2 separate regions of the Homo sapiens genome follow, and region 1 is linked to region 2. Evidence: chromatin contacts called from ENCODE Hi-C or POLR2A ChIA-PET data. All regions are on one chromosome and are shown on one strand. The core of a region is the stretch at or near the end of the contact, and the rest is flanking DNA. Distances in the headings are between cores, read along the strand shown. Region 1 overlaps NPAS3 (neuronal PAS domain protein 3). Region 2 holds the start of NPAS3 (neuronal PAS domain protein 3).

What was found. Hi-C counts contacts between places; a loop is a spot of excess contacts on that map. ChIA-PET counts read pairs that join two places held with the same protein, here RNA polymerase II (POLR2A). Pooled maps may share reads with other maps.
Region 1: a map of dorsolateral prefrontal cortex shows a loop between it and region 2 (8-fold over the local background). The contact joins the enhancer-like site here to the promoter of NPAS3 in region 2. A Hi-C loop is called at or near these places in 7 of 168 maps with a recorded cell type or tissue (A673, aorta, dorsolateral prefrontal cortex and 3 more) and 3 of 50 pooled maps. POLR2A ChIA-PET finds 5 or more read pairs at or near these places in 5 of 52 experiments (CD4-positive, alpha-beta T cell, GM12878, Panc1 and 1 more).

Annotation. Positions count from the first base shown.
Region 1 is chr14:32,983,160-32,988,502 of GRCh38, forward strand. The region is part of intron 1 of NPAS3 (neuronal PAS domain protein 3); the gene reads left to right. Among named protein-coding and RNA genes, the nearest start is that of NPAS3, 47 kb to the left of the region's middle. Within about 2 kb of position 2,857, at least 4 of the 41 ENCODE cell types and tissues checked have a DNase peak (open chromatin) inside an H3K27ac peak, as active enhancers do; they include A673 and dorsolateral prefrontal cortex, where a contact is called at or near this core.
Region 2 is chr14:32,936,854-32,942,635 of GRCh38, forward strand. It overlaps NPAS3 (neuronal PAS domain protein 3), which reads left to right and starts at 2,026. Exons shown (of 12, transcript NM_001164749.2): 1 at 2,026-2,513. The coding sequence starts at 2,464.

The DNA of each region.
Region 1 (5,343 bases), core at 1,607-4,106, 47 kb after region 2:
AATGAATATATGCCCCATTAAAGACTATTTTAAAAAAATCTTCAAGTTCTGTCTTTATTAGAGTATTTTGTAGGGTTTACATCCCTGAAAAATATGTCCTTGTGAAATTTTGTATTTTTCTTTAGACTATAAAAATTCTCCCACTTCTTACTTCACCAAATTGTGTATGTGTGCATGCATATGTATATGCATGCTTTATATTGATGGAATGATTTAGTACATTAAATAACCTGTTTACATTCCCACTATTCAGGGCAGGGCACTCACTTGTATTAAATTATTTATTTTTGAGATAAACACTTTCATCTGTCATTGTAGGTTTCCACTCATTTTTGTTCCTCTAACAATAATATTAAGTGCAAAATTTCCCTTTATAGATGAAAAAATAATATACACCAGTATTCATTCTAAAAGTTTTTGCCAAACAGTATAAATTTAAATCTTTGGCTGAAACTGTGTGATTTGTGTGGTTTCCCTTCCGTGTCAATAATGGCTATATATTAGTGATGCTGCACTATATTCATGCAATTTATAACACATATTTAATGAAATAGAATTATTATTATTATTATATATTTTTTAAATGGAGTCTTGCTCTTTCACCCAGGCTGTAGTGCAGTGGCATGATCTTGGCTCATTGCAACTTCCACCTCCCAGATTCAAGCAATTCTCCTGCCTCAACCTCCTGAGTAGCTGGGACTACAGGCATGTGCCACCAAGCCTGACTAATTTTTGTGTGTTTAGTAGAGATGGGGTTTTGCCATGTTGGCCAGGCTGGTCTCGAACTCCTGACCTCGAGTGATCTGCCCACCTTGGCCTCCCAAAGTGCTGGGATTACAGGTGTGAGGCACTGCACCCGGCCAAATAGAATTATTAAGTATTGTACAGAAAAACTTATTTAGAAGAGAAGTCATTTAATACAGTGTGGTAAAGTGAAGTTTAACTGACTAGATTCAGTATATGTAACACATTATATGGTTTCCCATGTTGTGAAAGAGAGTTGCCAATCTTTAGATGCAACCCTGACCTGTTATAGTGCCTCAATCTTATTTTGTTTGGTTTTAATCCCTGCTGTATCTTAGAATTTTGTATGGAGTTAGAAGCAGAGCAAGGGTTTTTTCTCCAGCTGTTCTTCAAGGATCTTCCACTTAGATTGGAGCAATGTGCTTATATAAATCTTGCCACATTTTTAGTGCTTCTGTAAGGTGAAAATGCTCAAATAGGGTTACGTAAATACAAACTTACTTTGGGAAAAAAAGTAAGAGGGAAAGAGATGAACTGTAACAGAGATCTGGTTTTTCATCAACATTTTGTTTTATGAGTCTTTGGAGATGTGGCTAAGTTGAGTAACTAAATACTTATGCTTCAGTTCTCTATAAGCCTTTCTTGTGCTGTATTTTGAATGGAAATAATTTTAAAGCAGTTTTTTCTTTGGTATTCACAAAATTCTTTCCAACAACATTATCAGTGAATTGGATGACATTGAGATAGCAGGAATACTATTGTGTTTGTATGTGTTTTTTAGAGATGGAAACTCCTTAAAAAAACACAGTGGAACCGAAATAATGTCTTTATTGTTCATTCTTAACAGAAGCTCCATTTTCTTTTGTAGGGTGGAAATGGTTGACTTTAATTATCCTTAGTCATGTGAATATTCTGTGAATTTTTGCCCTGTCTTCTAAAAGAGTTTGTGGGGGAATGGCCACCAAGTCTACAGCTCCAGTGTAGTCATTCCTGTGTTCTAAAAGCTCAGTATTTGATTTAATTGCTAAGGACAATTGCATCAGTGGGGATTTTTCTGACTTGATATCTATGTTGCAAACTAATTAAGTCCTGGGTATAATGTGCATAAAAATATACATAATTTGAGAGCCAAATTATATGTATTCTTTCATACTGGGAGTTCTTTAAATTGTGGTAATGATTATTTGTTGATATTCATGGGGGCCATATGATATGGACATCAGAACATTGTCTCAGCTTGATGTGCTTATAGTCAGATAACAAGGAATTCATATATATTGATACAGAAAATGGTAAACAAAGAAAGTAATCCTACCAATGGGCTTGGTGACTGTGGTCTTTATGTATGCTGGTGTCTCATTTTTAATTTAGGTAGGGCTCGTGTGTGTTGAAGGAGAGAGGTGCAGCTACACAATTTAGAGGCTATGGAACATTTTTGAAAAGTCAGAAATCTATAGTACACAAAAATTTTAATTATCCAAATAACACAGGGAGGGGACCTTTGGTTATTAAAATACTCAGCCTTGTTGTTAGGCTATTCTCTTGCAAATGGGAACTTTTAGTGTTTCAAGAATTAATATTTCTGCTTGTTTTCTGTAAATAATTTATCTAATGCCAAAAATACATGTCTAGTAAAGAAATTTAGCTCCTTTTGGAATTTTCAGTGCAGACTTACTAGGGAAGATTTTTCTTAATGTATGCCAGCTAGGTATTATGTTTAAAAAACAAAACAAAACACAAAAATCAACAAACTCATAAGAAAAGATACACCATGGAAGGGAAAAGAAAGCAGAAAAAAAGATTTCAGGCCTGTAGGAGTGCAAAGAGTTGATTTCTGTATTTAACAAGGATGTTTAGGATTCACATTCTCAACATGGATGGCAGCAGCCTGATTCTCCATAATGCAAGGAAATAGCTTAGAAGAAGCTATAAAGTTCTGTCATGTCATGGCTTGGTGAGCGAGGATGGATTTACACGATCAAGGATATAAATGGCTTTGAGTGAGTCGTTAGTCATAAGGTCCACGATTCTTCATAATTGACATGGCTTCCCCGTGTCATTCAGACAGACAGCAGTAAGGACATGGGGCTGCAGCCATTGTCACTACAGCCCTGAGAGTCCACATGGGCGCCGCTGTGAGGATTCTGAACTCTCCGTGCAGGAGAACACTGTGTGCCTCTTGAACCGTCTGTGTGCAGCTGTGGTTTTGGATGTGTTGCATCATTTTAGAAATCATGGCTGGGGCTCTAGCTTTAAGTTTCTCACTCTGATTTGTATGATTTAGAGGAGAGAATATGAAAACTGGTTCCATTTCCCTCCAAGTGTGACCTGTGTTCACACTTTAGCTTGTGTTTTGAGAACAGGGTGGGAATGTTCTCATGTCATTCATTATGATTCAGCGTATTTTAATGAGGAGAAAGGGAAGTATAGTCTCTTTAATTTAAAATATTTTGGATAGTCTACTGGGTGCCTTCCTTCCAAGGAACCATGGACATTTTGACACATTCTGAAAGAGTTGGACACAGCTGATTTCCTTTGACTATCAGGAAAAGTATGGAGAAGGAGAAAGGGAAACCTCTGTGTGCATGGGTTTTTGTGTGTTGATGTCAGTGGGGAGGGTGAGGTTTTGATTCCATTACTATATGTCAAGTATGTTTTAAAATGTGACCTAAATCTAAAGGCAATGCTAACTCCAATCAAAGACTTTTCTATTAAAATTTAAAGTTATTTTCGGTGTCTCATTCTACATTTTTAATAGTGGCATAATTGTAAAAATTATTTTGAAGGTTAGTGGTAGTAGTTAAAAAAGTTAGCAGTTCCACTGCATAACATTTAGTTAACAGCAGCGTTGTAGCTTTGATTGAGCTGGGCTGTGGGAATGCAGGTCTTTAGCTAAGGATGGATATGATTTTACTTTATTTTTTTTAAGGTGGAGAAATGAATGAGGCATGCATTCATGTTTTTCACCTAGGCCAAATGGAAGACTTTTCAGTGATGTAACCCATTAGGCTGGAGAAGCTTTTCTGTGGCGCTGCCCCGCGGTGCTGAGAATAAGTTATGAATGCTGCACTGTTTTCAGTGCAGAGGGCTTTGCCGGGAAGAGAGCGGTGTGCCTGGGCCCCAGCTATTGAGAAGATGCCAGTCAGGGATGAAAACGTCTTTCATGAAACTATAGCTAACTTCCCTGTGACACATTACCATAGAGCAGAGAGTATTTTTAAACCAATAGTGTGAAAATAAGCACAATACCTTATAAAAGTCGGAAGGCTTTATTTTAAAGTATGCACATTGAGTGACTAAAAATACACAAGTTTGTGTCAGAATTTTTTTTTTTTTTTTTTAGTGAATTGGTCTTAGCAATTTCCCTTCTCTCCCTCTCTCTCCCTGTTCACAGCTCTGATTTCTTTTGCCTTTTGGTTACAACTACAAAAGATGTCTTCTGAGACAAATGCTGGTCCATGACATCAGGATGAAGGAATGCTCAGCCCAGTCCTGCATGTTTGAAAGCATCAGCTGCTTGAAAAAAATGTTACATTTTCCAGGATGGATTAAAAAATTAAGGATGATCCCTGAAAGCAGTTAGTTTCAGACCTTTACACAAGTTTTCTTATTTTTTATTTCCAGTGATTAGAAAGATACCAACATTGGAATTGGATTTTGAAAATTAGTAATATAGCATTTTTCTTGAAATAGAAAATGTGCTGTGGTCTTTATAAAACAAATGATAATAATTGATGACAGTAACAACAATTGGACAGCATACAATTATATATTCTATAAAAATTACAAACTTAAAAGTGTAAATTTTAAAGACCAAATCTTTGCTTTTATTTTAGACAGTATAATTTTATGAATTTACAAGACTTACATTAAATTATTGTATGTAAAAAATACTTTAAATTTCTTTTTACTCTTCTTAGCTATTACCATGACTTAATTTGGAGCATTTCCATGAAATTTCTTATACTTGGATTAAGTACATACTAATTAAAATAACAACTAAACATTCTGTCATGTTTCAACATATGAAAGAGGCATGCTGCTTTTATTTCCTTTTTAACTATTGGTATCCTTATAAAGTTAATTATTGTTATTAATTTCCCCTCCTGATTCTACATCAATAGGAGAAAATGGAAGTTCTAGAAAACATTTTAACAATAACAATTTCAATAAAATATATCAAAATGCCAATATGTAAAATATTCAAATAAGATTTAAGAAAACATTGATTTGGTGATTTGTTGCCTATATATTTAAGAATCATAATGTCTGAGTATGGCAATTCTCCATTAAATTATGGTTTAAAGTCTTAATCATGATATAATAGATGGTAATCTTGTAACTGAAAAAATGATTATTTTTGCCCTCTAAGACTGTGTTTTTTGTATGTCCACAGCAGACTTATGTCAAAGGAAAAGGACAGTTTTCTTTAATCTTTTATCTTCTCAGTAAAACTAAATTATAAAAAGTAATTCCTTTGGTATACGATAGTAGTTTAGAAACAGACACATCCTATACATTAAAATGAAAACATTTTCTCCATTAAAATGAAAATTTAAAAAAAGATTGATTAAAATGTAATAATGAATAGGAAACCGA
Region 2 (5,782 bases), core at 776-3,275:
GTGCTTTCCACTTTCAACTTTGAATTTGGGCACCTTATGAAGTCTCTGAATCCCACTGCAGTTCTAAAGACTAAGGCTTTTTTTTTTTTTTTTCTAGCATCTCTAAACTTTAGCCTTTGGGGTGTATTATTCCCTCCTTCGATTTTTATGTTATATTGGCAGAAGAGAAGATGATAGCTGTGAAAAATGTAGCCTTCTTTGATTTTGTTACTAAGACATGATGACACCTGTTACTGTCTTTTAGTCAAAATAGGGGGAGGGGGGCAGAGAGTGAGCCGTGTAGGTCAAGGTCATTGGCAGGTGTTGGAGGTAGGGTCTGAGTCAGGAGTCCCCTGTCCTCTGGCACCTCAACAGGATTGTGGGGTTCTGAAGGACAGACTTAGTTTCCGCTTGGATTTGTTTCCATCTGGATTTGTTTGTTAAGTGAATGGTGACATATCATTTTACCAAAAAATTATTTTTAAGTACTTTTGAGGAGTCCGCCGCGGGAGTGACAGGAGTGGGGGGTTTTTCAAGCAAAGAGTGGCCTCTTGGGAGACTACAAGCTTCTCTCATTTGTCATCTTCGGGCAGAAACCCCCTAGACTGGGTGTCCTGGAGCCAAAACTTTGAACTGGCAACTTTTTCCCTTCTCTGCCAGCCCATGTATATCTTGTCCATAACACTCTCCACTCCAGTTCATTTCTCATTCTCTCCTACCTGTAGAGTGTACTCCAAAGAGAACTTAAACACCATCATGCAGATTAAACACCTCTACCACGAAAAACATTTATGTGTTCCTTTGGAAGTTTCCAACTCCCAGCCCTACTTTACTGGAGTCGTAGAGACCGAATGGAGGACCCCTTTTCAGGTCTTTATTTTTTTCTTAAGCTTAAAGTCAAATGCAGAACCTCACACAGGACTGATGTTTTCCATCAGGCGCTTTCATTCATTCAAAGTGGAAATGCTTTGGGAGTCCTTTCTACTTGCCTGGTTGACACATGACTGACCCAAGTCTCTGCGTAAAAAGCTGTCCACACGCTTCTGATTGGTTTAGTGGAGAAAACGCTCTGACCAGGGTCTACCCAGGTAACAGGATTCTAGCCCGGGCCCTGCACTGAGTAGCCAGCCTTTCTCTAGGCCTTGCTGAACTGTCAAACCGGGGTGCGGCTGGGCTAGATCCCAGAGGGTGGCAGTCCGGTCCCAAGTCCCGGGACCCGAGTCGGGAGGGGCTTCTGTATGTGAGTTTAAACGCGCGGGGATTCACCTGTGAACCCTGGGGTCTGCACTCCTGTACGTCCGTGACTGATGCAGATGCTCCGGCTTTGGGAACGCTGCTGAGAGCGCCAGAGCCACAAGGTGCTTGTGCTGCTGCTGCACCGCCCACGGGGCTCTTGGGCCCATCTGCTTGGGCCAGCGCACCCCCCATCCGTATTGATTTCCGCTGCCCCCAAGGAGCTCCCGGGACTGTGTCCTGCCCCAGCTCGCTCCTGTGGCCTCCCAGTTCCTTTTTCTGTTTCTTTCTTTCCTCCTGGCTGCAATACTCCAGAGAAGGGAAGTGTTTGAAACTGCAACTGAGTGGCGTTGTTGCGCCGGCAGCCGAGCCTCCCAGTCCCCCAACGAGAAAGAGAGAGAGAGAGAGAGAGAGAGAAATTGAGAGAGAGAGAGAGAGAGAGAGAGAGAGAGAGAGAGAAGGGGGGGGAGGTGTGTGTCTGCGTACGAGAGAGCGCTCTGGAGCAAAGCAGCTGGAAAATGCCCAGAAATACTTTCACAGCGGTCAAGCTGGAACCCCCCGCGTGTCCTCCCCCTTCCCGCTCCTCCCGGCCTAGACCCCGCGCCCCCCGCAGGGAGGGTGTGCGCCCCACCTGCCACCGGGCTGCTCCGGGTGGTAGAAAGGGGTGACGGGGGACGGGGGCGGGGGCGGGTGGCGGCGCGGGGGTGAGAACCCGGAGGCGGCGGGGCCCTGGGCCGGGCTGCCCGCGGGACCGCGCGGCCGCCTCCCCCCGCCGCCGCCGCCGCCTCCCCCTCCTCCTCCTCCGCCGCCGCCGCCGGTCGCCTGTCTCCGCGCCGGGCATGCCTCGGGAGCCGGGGCGGCCCGGGCCGCGGGCGCTCTGCGGCGCATGGACGGCGGCGGCGCCGGGCGAGCAGCGGGAGGAGAAGGCGCAGGCGGCGGCGGAAGCGGCGACCCACGGCTGGGAGCACCGGCGGCGCGAGGGGACGGCCGGCCGCCCGCGAGGCTCCGGCCCCACTACTTTTCCGTAGCCTCCCCACCTCAGCAGCACGGCCGCCGCCGCCGCCGCCGCCGCCGCCACGGCCACGGCCACGGCCCCGGCCCCGGCCACCGCCCGCCGGGCAGCCCAGAGCGCCGCGCACGGCCGCACTCTCCCGCCACCCCACGCACACGCACACCCCCGCCCGCCCACGCCCCCCACCCGGGAGGGGGGAGAGAGGCAAAAAGTAAGAGAGGAAAAAAAATAGCAGGAAGATGGCGCCCACCAAGCCCAGCTTTCAGCAGGATCCTTCCAGGCGAGAACGGTAACACTTTTCTGTTTATTGAACCTGCCGCCGGGCCGCTGCTCCCGCCGCCGCCGCCTCCGCCGCCGAGGGCCCCTCTCCGCAGCCCGCCCGCCTCCTGGGCCGCGAGCCCGCGGGGACCTCGTCTGGGCGCAGCGCTCGCCCGGGGCCCCGCGCATTGTCCCCGCGGCGGCTGCGGCAGCGAGAGGCTCTGGCGGCGGCCGGGCTCTCTGAGCAGTCGCACCTCCTCGGCTCGGCGAATAGAGTGACTCACTGACAAAAAAAAAAAAAAAAAGAAGAAAGAAACAGAAAAGAGAAAAAGAAAAAGAAACAAACAGATGCGAAGGCGCTGCCGTGTGACGGGAGCAGCAGCGAGGGTGGGGGGCCGGGGATCCCCGGGGCCGCCGCAGGTCCCCTAGCAGCTGCTCTCGAGGAAGGGAATGAGGCTGGGGAGGGGGAGGGAAGGCGGCGAGCAGGGGGAGGAGGCGAGGAGCAGGAGGAGGAGGCCGGGGGCGGGGAGCGCGGAGCTCGCGCCAGGCCCGGAATGTGTCGCGGAGGGGCCGGCTCCGTCTCCGCGCGAGCAGCTAGGCCGGGCCGAGCCCAGAGGAGCGCGGCCGCCGCCTCCCTGCCTCCCGGGCTGCGCCCTCCGCTCGGCAACTTGTGGGTCTCCCGCTCTGCCCTCCGCTCTCATCTTCCCCTCCTCTCCATACCCCTCCCAAAGGAAAAAGAAAAATAAAGAAGAAAACCCTCAAATCCAAATAAGCAAACAAACAGCGAGATCCAAAATGTGTCAGCAGTTGGAGCATCTATGCCCCGTTAGTTACTGTTTGGGGATCTGTGTTTTAAAAAGTTCCTGGTGAGAATTGCATATCCAAGCAAGGGGCTCAGTCGAGCATGTCTATTTGAAGTTAGTTAAACTAGTACAGCCACAGGGAAAGGGAGTTTGTGTTCAAAATACCCGTAACTGTTCTACGTGAGTAGCATTGATAGATTTTCAGAGTAACTCAGCACCCCCTCCCCATCACCACCAACGTGGTTTTCCCTCCTGCTGTCCACCCAGCCTACTTTCTTTGGAATCCTATTTACTATTAATTGGCAACGTTAATGACATTAATTGCATATAGCATATTGGTTTGAGCAAAGTGGATATCTCTTTCTGTCTCCGAAGAGGAAAGGCGCAGTAGGAAGTATGAAACGTCACCCACTGATTCATGAGGAAAACAAATACAGTAAGATATATGCACCCCCACCCGCAGCAGGCGCGTTGATTTTCCTCACAGGCTTAAGTGAACTTGAAAAGAAGACAAAGGATGTGCTTAGTTGCAAGATTTAATTATTATAACATAGTTTTATTTTTGATGCAACATAATATTTAACCTATAGCTTACATCAGAAGACGATAAGGGGATATTCAGACATCCATTCATTTAAAAGGCTTCTATTGTACTGTTGCTTATTTCTTTCATACGATAGGGAAGGCACAATTGTCAGGATTAAGGAAATACTTTTGTTAAGTAGATACATAATTGACTAATTCTGAACTCTAGATGATTCTGTAAACATCATATATCAGAGAGTAAATCATACATAATCCAGTTTTTAAAGATGTTAAATGTGTATAGCATTAACTATTGCTCCCAAACTGTAGAAAATCTGACAACTCATACAGCTAAAATGAGTATTTACTTCTTAAGAAGTATCAGTGTTTCATGAAGAATTCACACTTTACTCTTGTAGTAGAAAAAATAATTTCTCAGAGCATTGTGCAAGGATTTTAAAAATTATTTTTTATCTAACATGAAGATGAATACTTTTTGAAATCTGAGGTTTATAATTGGTTTTCTTCCCCCTCCCCTCCCCTCCCCTTCCCTCCTCCCTCCCTCCCTTCCCCTCCTCCCTCCTTTCCCCTCCTCCCTCCTTCCCCTCCCCTCCTCCCTCCCTCCCTCCCTCCCTCCCTCCCTCCCTCCTTCCTTCCTTCCTTCCTTCCTTCCTTCCTTCCTTCCTTCTTCCCAGTTCTGTTGTTAATAAATATGTTTACTGGGATGGCCCCAGTAATCTCTCTAGCAAAGGCCTATTCGTGTGCCATTTTAGGAATTTCTCTGAGATAAGAATCTCGGAGATAGAATTAATTTCTAGGGGAAACTTCATAGCCTGTGCATGAGTGCGTTCTTTATCACCTGTCTCCATTTGGCATTCGAAGAAGGTAAATCAAAGTGTGCGATTTGTTATTCTGCTCCACTTGAGAGCTGAACTAAATAACACTTGGTCTGAAATTCTGATTGAAGTTGTAGGAGGATATACTGTATTTAATTTAATGCCCTTTAATAGCATCTTCTTGTTCAGCTTGGATGCTGTCATTTTAAAGGTTGGATCTGAGAAGGTTTAACCTGTATGGAGAAGGAGGAGTAATAACAGCGGGGTGGGGGCAGGAGCACTGTGGAAGATAGGAAGGAAGGAGTTATAAACTAAACCTTTCAAAAGGCAACAACCGCAAACTTGGTCCCTTATCCAAACAGTTGTTTTATGCCCCAAGGGTTCACTTTGTTGTCAGGGTTTTAAATGCTCTTAACACTTTAAGTGTAAACATTACACATGTAAGTTGATTTGGCTTTGTAATGAGAAATGGGAAATCAGATGATTTGTTTAGGAGGGGGCTGTTTTTCATACTTGCTTCAAGTAAGTGAGTAATTCCACCTTTATTTGCACATTGTGCCTAGAACTTGTTGGTTAACAAGTATTTCCTTGTAGCAGTTGAACACAAATATGTTTATAAAAGATGACTTTCTGTGGATATGTTTTAAATGGTATCCTCCTATTTATTTAAAAAAATGTTTTCAAAATCATTGATTTCACAGAGGCATTTATGGACAGTTTATTCTTTACTGCTTTTCAAATATATTAGTAATCTGAAACTTACAGAGAAAAATATATCTTTTGAATTGTCTCATTTATTTATGAAATGTCTAACCTGTGTATAGTAATACAGTACCAAAGTCATTTCCTTATAGTAATGTTTATAATGTAAATTTCAGAAAAATAAGCTCGTTCTTGATAATGTCTTTGGTTACTATTTAGTGCTCCTTACATTTCTCTGAATTACATATACAGAAAGTGTCTCTTTAGAGCCTGAAAGAACAAGTTGAAAACCTTGTGTACATAAACTTGTTTGATTTTCTTTAAACGCCAATAGACTGCAAATTATATAGCACTACCACAAAGTTTTTCTACTATGTGGATGTATAACCAAAAAAATTAGACAGAGAGAAGTGTCAAGCATGTGATATGCCCAT